2 separate regions of the Homo sapiens genome follow, and region 1 is linked to region 2. The links are chromatin contacts, found by Hi-C in ENCODE. All regions are on one chromosome and are shown on one strand. The core of a region is the stretch at or near the end of the contact, and the rest is flanking DNA. Distances in the headings are between cores, read along the strand shown. Region 1 holds the start of FZR1 (fizzy and cell division cycle 20 related 1). Region 2 holds the start of DAZAP1 (DAZ associated protein 1).

The links. Hi-C counts contacts between places; a loop is a spot of excess contacts on that map. Pooled maps may share reads with other maps.
Region 1: a loop to region 2 is called in a map of CD4-positive, alpha-beta memory T cell, with 14 times the contacts of the local background. The contact joins the promoter of FZR1 here to the promoter of DAZAP1 in region 2. A Hi-C loop is called at or near these places in 1 of 168 maps with a recorded cell type or tissue (CD4-positive, alpha-beta memory T cell), 2 of 37 single-sample maps with no recorded cell type and 8 of 50 pooled maps.

Annotation. Positions count from the first base shown.
Region 1 is chr19:3,504,297-3,508,101 of GRCh38, reverse strand. It overlaps FZR1 (fizzy and cell division cycle 20 related 1), which reads right to left and starts at 1,791. Exons shown (of 14, transcript NM_016263.4): 1 at 1,628-1,791. RefSeq lists enhancers at 1,037-1,246, 2,057-2,316, 2,367-2,416 and a silencer at 1,587-1,736.
Region 2 is chr19:1,405,668-1,409,414 of GRCh38, reverse strand. DAZAP1 (DAZ associated protein 1) reads right to left here and starts at 1,829. Exons shown (of 12, transcript NM_018959.4): 1 at 1,613-1,829. The coding sequence starts at 1,641. RefSeq lists silencers at 926-1,025, 1,406-1,615, 1,756-1,985.

The DNA of each region.
Region 1 (3,805 bases), core at 542-3,041, 2.1 Mb before region 2:
CCACTGCCTGCAGCCAGGGCACAGGTTCTGAAATTTGACCTGGGAAGCAAGTCACAGGGGCAAACTGGCGGGTACCACCTTGCCAAGATACCCCTCCCCAGTAAAGCACCGGGCTTGCCTTTGAGTAAGTGTCTGCTCCCTTAGCAAAACCCTCTGCAACCCAACTCCGCTCGCTGCTCAAGGCGCCGGGCAGCGGCCAGTGGCCAGCACACCTGCCTCCACTTGGGATTCCGAAGGAAATGACAATCGGGTGTCGCCAAAACACACGGGCCCCTGACACAGGAGGAGGCCCACGCGGAATTCCGCATGACAGACGGCCCCCGACACATCCACTCCGGGGACCAAACCTAGGTGATGCCGTCAGCTTCTATCCCCACCCCCACCCCGAGAGAGACCACTCCGCCTTCACTTCAAAGTCCCCGCAGGCTGCCCTCATGCTGGTGGTGTGTGTCCTTGGTGGATGGTTTTCCCTTAGGTAAATCACCCTCCTTCAAAGCACATAGGTTGGGGTGGGGGCCTCACCACGGAGAGGCATGAGGTCATCGCCCGGTAGACTGGGGCGGGGCGGGGGAATCGGAACCAGAGAGACGCCCTGAACCAGAGGATGAGTTTGGGGTGGAGAAAACAGGGGAAAAGACAAAACAGATTTAGGCTGAACATCTGCATATCGGGGGTCTCAGGACGTGGGGTGGAGACAGGTCTGGACGGTGGAAGAGGGGGAGGGGGTGTCACAGGTTTGAGTAGGGGTAAAACGGCTCTGAATGGGGGGCACACTCCATATTCTGGGGATCCGAGATGGCCAGGCTTGCGTTTGGAGAAGACACGGGGCAGGACGCAGGACGGAGGTTCAGTTCGGAGGAGGGAGGGGCTTGTGCACGGATAGCTCGTCTGAGGCTTTGGTGGGAGAGCTGGATTTCGGGGGAATGGGGGCTGGTAGGGGGCACGCTGGGAGGGTGGGGGAGCAGAAATCAGCGAGATGAGGTGAGACGGGGACATCCATGCACTCAACCCGTGCCTGCGGGGACTGGTGGACACAACAGTGACCACAGACACAGGTTTCCGGGTGTCCCGGGCTGGGACTGCATTTTACTGGGGCGAGGGGCTGGTTGCGGCCTGGGCGAGCCATCGCACACCACAGGCTCAGCGATGGGGGGCGGCTTCGTGTGGGCAGGACCCAAGCTGGGAGGGTCTGAACTGGGAAGTCCCGGGGATGACAGGCCAGGGAGAAATCACCCGGGTTAGGAGGCGGGGTCTGCTGTTCTAGGGGTGCGCAGTGGGGTCCCCTGGTTGGGGGTGCAGGGCTCAGCCTATTTTAAAAAGAATGGTGGACGCTGACGGCGGCTGCGGGGAGGTCACGACTTACAGGTGGCTCGGGGTGGGGGTCACGGCAGGCCCCGACGTGGGGGGGACGCTGGGATTTGGGTGTTAACTCGGGAGACGCGGATGCTGAGGTCACCCGGGCCTAGTTCGGCCTGGGAGGCGGCATTCGAGGGGACTGGGGGCTCCTGGAGGGGCCTGAGCTGGGGTGGGGGTCGCAGCCCGCCCCGCCGTCCCGGTTTTGGGGGGTCGCAGTCAAGCTCCGCCGCCTAGGGCCCGGGGGGCGGGTCCCCGACCCCGGCCGCCTCACCTGGCTCGCTCCCGTGGCTCGCTGGCTCCCGCCGACCCCGCCTCTCCTGGCACCGCACAGCGCCCGCCTCCGGCCTCCGCAGCTCCCGCAGGCCCGGCCGCGGCCGCCGCTGACGGGATCCCGGGCTCCGCGGTCCCTAATATGGCGGCGGTCGCTCCTCCGCTGCCTCCCGGCTCCCTCCCTCCGCCGCGCGCGCCCGGCCGGCCGCGCGCACCCCCGCAACCCGACCACGCCCCCACGCCGCGCGCGGCTAATCGCGGCCACGCCCCCCGCCTACCCCACACACCGCCAGGCCCTGCCCAACACCCAGCCAGGCCCTGCCCACTCCGAGTGGCTGCGCCTGCGCGCGTTGGGCATCTCGGGAGGACGTGACGTCTCCCGCGATTCAAATCAATACAGGAAGCGCGGCTCCACGCGTTGCCCAGGGCAACCGCGGCCGGAAGAGGACCCGCGGGGTGCTAGACGTTGCAGAAATGGCTCTGGTAGATGGAGGGCGTGGTTCCCACTGGGGACAGTCGCGGAATGGGGCGCCCCAGGGCAGACCCTTCCTAGGGTAGATCGAAGCCAGGCACACCTCAGTGCGGCATTGACGTCGCGCCTAATGAGCGCAGATGGGACCCAACACCAGGTGCGTGTCCCGAACGTACAAACGTCACTGCTGAGAGTCATTAATTTATTCAACAAACCTGCATTGCGCTCCTAAGTGCTGCTCCTCCAGGCCCCAGTGAGACAGCAGGGAACAAAACAGGTTTTTAGGCCAGGTGCGGTGGCTCAAGCCTGTAATCCCGGCACTTTGGGAGGCCGAGGCGGGCGGATCACCTGAGGTACGGAGTTAATCCCAGCTACTCGGGAGGTTGAGGCAGAAGAATCCCTTGAACCCAGGAGGCAGAGGTTGCAATGAGCCGAGATTGCGCCACTGCACTTCAGCCAGGGTGACAGAGCAACACTACGTCTTGAAAAAAAAAACAAAAAACAGGTTTTTAAAAAAATTATGGGCCGGGCGCGGTGGCTCACGCCTGTAATCACAGCACTTTGGGAGGTGGAGGTGGGTGGATCACCTGAGGTCAGGAGTTCGAGACCAGCCTGGCCAACATAGTGAAACCCCGTCTCTACTAAAAATACGAAAAATTAGCCAAGCATCGTGGCAGGCGCCTGTAATCCCAGCTACTGGGGAGACTGAGGCAGGAGAATTGCTTGAACCCGGGAGGCAAAGGTTGCAGTGAGCCAAGATCGCACCATTGTACTCCAGCCTAGGCAACAGGGCAAGACTCAGTCTCAAAAAAAAAAAAAAAAAAAAAAAGGTTAAACATAGAATTGCCACATGACACAGCAGTAACACTCCTAGGTATCTACCCAAGAGAAACAAACATGTAACATCCACGCAAAAACTCACACACCTATGTGCATAGCAGCTTTATTCATAACATCCACAAAGTGCACACAACCCAAATGTACATCCACAGATGAAGGGAAAATGCTCCATTCATACAATGACACGGTGTTTTGCAATATGAGGCAATGAGGCTCGGACACAGGCTACAGATTGGATGAACCTCGAAAGCATCATGCCCAGTGAAAGAAGCCAGATACAAAAGACCACATAGTGAGTGATTCCATTGATACGAAATGTCCAGATAAGCAAATCCATAGAGACAGGAAGTGGATTAGTGGTTGCCAAGGGCTGGGAGAGGGGGATCAGGAGTGACTGGAATGGACTTTATTTTGGGGGGTTGATGGATATGTTCTAAAATTGATGTGATGGCCGTGAGCTGTGGCTCACACCTGTAATCCCAGCACTTTGGGAGGCTGAGGCGGGCAGATCACTTGAGGTCAGGAGTTCAAGATCAGCCTGGCCAATCTGGTGAAACCCCATCTCTACTAAAAATACAAAAATGAGCCGGGTGTGCTGGCGCGCACCTGTAGTCCCAGCTACTCGGGAGGCTGAAGCAGGGGAATCACTTGAACCCGGGAAGTGTAGGTTGCAGTGAGCCCAGATCATGCCACCACACTCCACCTTGGGTGTCAAAGCAAGACTCCGTCTCGGAAAAAAAAAAAAAAAATTTATGTGATGATGGCTGCCCGACTCTGAATATACTAAACACCACTGAATTATCACTTTACACAGATGAATTGTACAGTATGTAAACTATATCTCAATACAGCTGTTATTTAAAAAGT
Region 2 (3,747 bases), core at 580-3,079:
CAAGGGTGTCCATGCAGGGAGGGGACAGGAGCCCTCACCTCTCTCCAGCCTCCTCACAGCCACGGCTTGGGTGGAGCGGGCCCACGTTCACCCGCGGCTTGAATGGACCTAATCCAGGTACCCCATCTGGGAGCCCTTTCCCTGCCTCACCCCAAAGTCGATGGCTCCATCCCCCATGGCCGGTGGACTCCCTGCTCAGGCCCATCCCTGCAATGTCCCTCACACAGGCACACGGACCCTGCCAAGTCAAAGTGCCTGGAGAGGACTCACAGCACGGGCTAGGCAGGGGCTAAGTGCTTTCATCCTGGTTCTCCAACGGAAGGTGCTCTTTTGTTTTGTCTGGGGAGGGGGAGAGCCCACAAAAGGCATTTCCCATCCACAAGTGTGACCTGTAGCTGGTGCGAGAGGCGCCTGCCAAGGCAACCCTCTAGCAGCAACCGCTCCCGCACTAGCCAAGCCCAGCGCTGAGAACACAGGGCGCTGCTCAAAGCTAAGGGCACCGAGAAATTTACACCAGACCACTAGGAAACCCAACCCAGACTGTTTTGCCGGAAGAATGCAACTCTAAAACGACGTCGCTGCGGCAGGAGCCGCTCCTACCAAAGAATGGCGCCGAGCCCTGGGGCACAGCGAAATGAGGTTTCCCGGCCCCGCGGGGTCCGGAGCAGGTCAGGCTCCTATAGGAGGGGACGCCTCGGCGCAGCAAAGATCCGCGGGCCCGTCGCCGCCTCGGAAGCGCTGACTCTCCCTTCCGCAGCTCAAGCCCACCCCCGGCGGGGAGGCGCCGAGGCAACGTAAACACAGCAGGCCCCGGCTGACCCGAGCCCCCTGGGCCCTGGGTTTGCGAACCCCTCCCGACCTTACCACTTTGGGGGGGTGGGATGGGAGCGGGGAGCCCGGAGCCCCGAGTGGGATAGGTTGGGCGGTGGCAGAACCGGAACCCTCGCCTCGGCTCGCCACGTGCGCCGCCCGCCAAGTTTGGGCGCGCGCTGGGGGCGCCCCGGACCACCCCCCACGCCACAGTTTGGGGTCCCCCTGGCCAGGAAGCCGGGAGGCGGCGGCGACGGCGCCCTGGACTCCCCGCAGACTCCCTCAGGTTCTCATTCGGGGTCCCCCAGGCCAGGAAGCCCTACAGGCGGCAACGGGGACGCTCCAGACCCCCCCAAGTTCCCGTTCGGGGCCGCCACAACCAGGAAGCGGCGGCGGGGGCCCCTGAACCCCTCTGGCTCCCATTCGGGGTCCCTCAGGACGCGCAGTCGGGAAGCGGCGGCACGGGCGCCCCAGGACACCCCCCCAGGTTGCCGTTCGGGGTTCCCCCGACCAGGAAGTCTGGAGGCGGCGGCGGGGCCCCCCGGACCCCTCAGGCTCTCCTTCAGGATCCCCCAGGACGGGAAGCCGGGAAGCGGCGGCGGGGGCGCCAGGACCCCCCCAGACCCCGGGCACCCGTCCAGGGCCCCCGGCGCGAAGCCGCGGCGAGTCCGGGTCCCGAGTCCGCCCCCGGCCGGCGTGACCTTGACGGGGCGGCCCCGGGGGGCGGCGTCTGAGGCCGGGCGGCGGGGAGCGGCGGGCCGGGCTCGGGGCGGAGACGCAGGCCCGCGCCGCTCGTCCTCACCCGATCTCGTCGGCGCCCGAGTTGTTCATGGCGGCGGCGGCGGCGACGCTCGGCGCTCCCGGGCCTCCTCGCTCGCTCCCGCCTCCGGAAGGTCACCCGCTCCGTCGCCCTCCCCACAGCCGCGGCCCGGATCTGCGCAACGGCGGCGGCGGCGGCGGCGGCGGCGGCGGCGGCGGCGGCGGCTGCCTCCTCCCCTCGGCGCCAACGGTCACCGCGCGTCCCCGCGCCGCCGCGCCGCCGCCCCTGCGCACGCCCGGGCGCGCTCCCGCACGGGGTCTCCGGGGGCGGGTCCAGGGGTACTCCGTCTGTGCGTGCGTCCCTGAGGCGGATTTCGCGCCGCCGCAGTCGGGGCCGTCGCGCGTTTTCCTTTCTCCTCGGAGGCTCCTGGCGTTGCCGCGGGGCACGCTGGGAAATGGAGTCCCTGCGCTGGCCCCGCCCCTGCAAGGGGAGGATGCGCGCGGGCCGAGCCACGTGCGTGCGTGCGCGCGCGTGCGGGCTTGCGTGCGCGTGCGCGCTTGCGAGACCGGCGCTCCGGGCTAGGCACTGTGGGCGCAGGCGCGGCTGCCGCTTCCTCTTTAACTCTTCACTCGGAAGCGGTGGAGCCGCGTGGGGCGCTGCGGGGAGTGGGAGTGTACCCGCCCGCACCCCAGGCGGGCGGACGGAGCGGGAACGGCACGTGAGCGTCCCGCGCGAGGCTCCTTCCCCTGTCCGCATTTCACAGAAGAGGATCCCGAGGGTCCGAGAGGCTGAGTCACTTGGCCAAGGTCACCCAGTTCGGGGCTGAACTGGAATCAAATCAAAACAATTAACTAAATTCAATGACTATGAAAAGATATTATTGACCCCCCCCCCAAGTGCTATTACTATTAATAGCCAAATACTGTTTTAGTTGCATCTGTTAATTGCATACATCAGTGGTTCTTCTTCTGGGTGACTTTGCCCCCTAGGGGATAACTTGGCAATGTCTGAAAACACGGTTTTGGTTGTCACAACTTGAGTGCGGGGTGCTGCTGGCATCGAGTGGGTCCAGACCAGACATGCCGCTCAGCACCCTGCAGTGCACACGACGACCCCCCAAAAAGAATGATACCCGTCCTCCAATGTCAGCAGAAGGAGGTGGAAAAACCGGTCTAGGCTGACGGTAGTAAACAGGTGACCCGCAGGGTTTTGTAAAACCGGGTACGTGCTGCCTACTGCTTTTCTCCTTAATCTCACAGCACATTGACAGCCTGATCGTTTGGTTTATTCATCATCACAGAATTAAATAAATACAAGGAACAAGGCCGGGTGAGGTGGCGCACGCCTATAATCCCAACACTTTGGGAGGCCGAGGATCAATTTAGGTCAGGAGATCGAGACCAGCCTAGCCAACATATATAGTGAAACCCCGTCTCTACTAAAAATACAAAAGAAAATTAGCCGGGCGTGGTGGTGGGCGCCTGTAATCCCAGCTACTCGGGAAGCTAAGGCCGGAGAAATGCTTGAAGGCAGGAAGTAGAGGTTGCAGTGAGCCGAGATCGCGCCACTGCACACCAACCTGGGCAACAGAGCAAGACTCCCTCTTAGAAAAAAAAGGGCCGAGCATGGTGGCTCACTCCTGGAATCCCAGCAGTTTGGGAGGCCAAGGTGGGCGGATCACGAGGTCAGGAGATCGAGACCATCCTGGCTAACATGGTGAAACCCCGTCTCTACTAAAAGTACAAAAAATTAGCTCGGCATGGTGGCAGGCGCCTGTAGTCCCAGCTACTCAGGAGGCTGAGGCAGTAGAATTGCTTGAACCCAGGAGGCAGAGCTTGCAGTGAGCCGAGATCGTGCCACTACACTCCAGCCTGGGCGACACGGCAAGACTCTGTCTCAAAAAAAAAAAATACAAGGAACAAGATCACAGACAAATAGTACAAAACACTTTTTTTTCTTTTATTTTGAGACAGGCTCTCACTCTGTTGCCCAAGCTGGAGTGCAATGATGCAGTCATAGCTCACTGCAGCCTTGAACTCCTGGACTCCAGCTATCCTCCCTCCTCAGCCTCCCAAGTAGCTGGGACTAAAACCCCATTTAAAATAAAACTGGCCGGATGCAGTGGCTCATGCCTGTAATCCCAGCACCTTGGAAGGCTGAGATGAGAGGATCGCTTG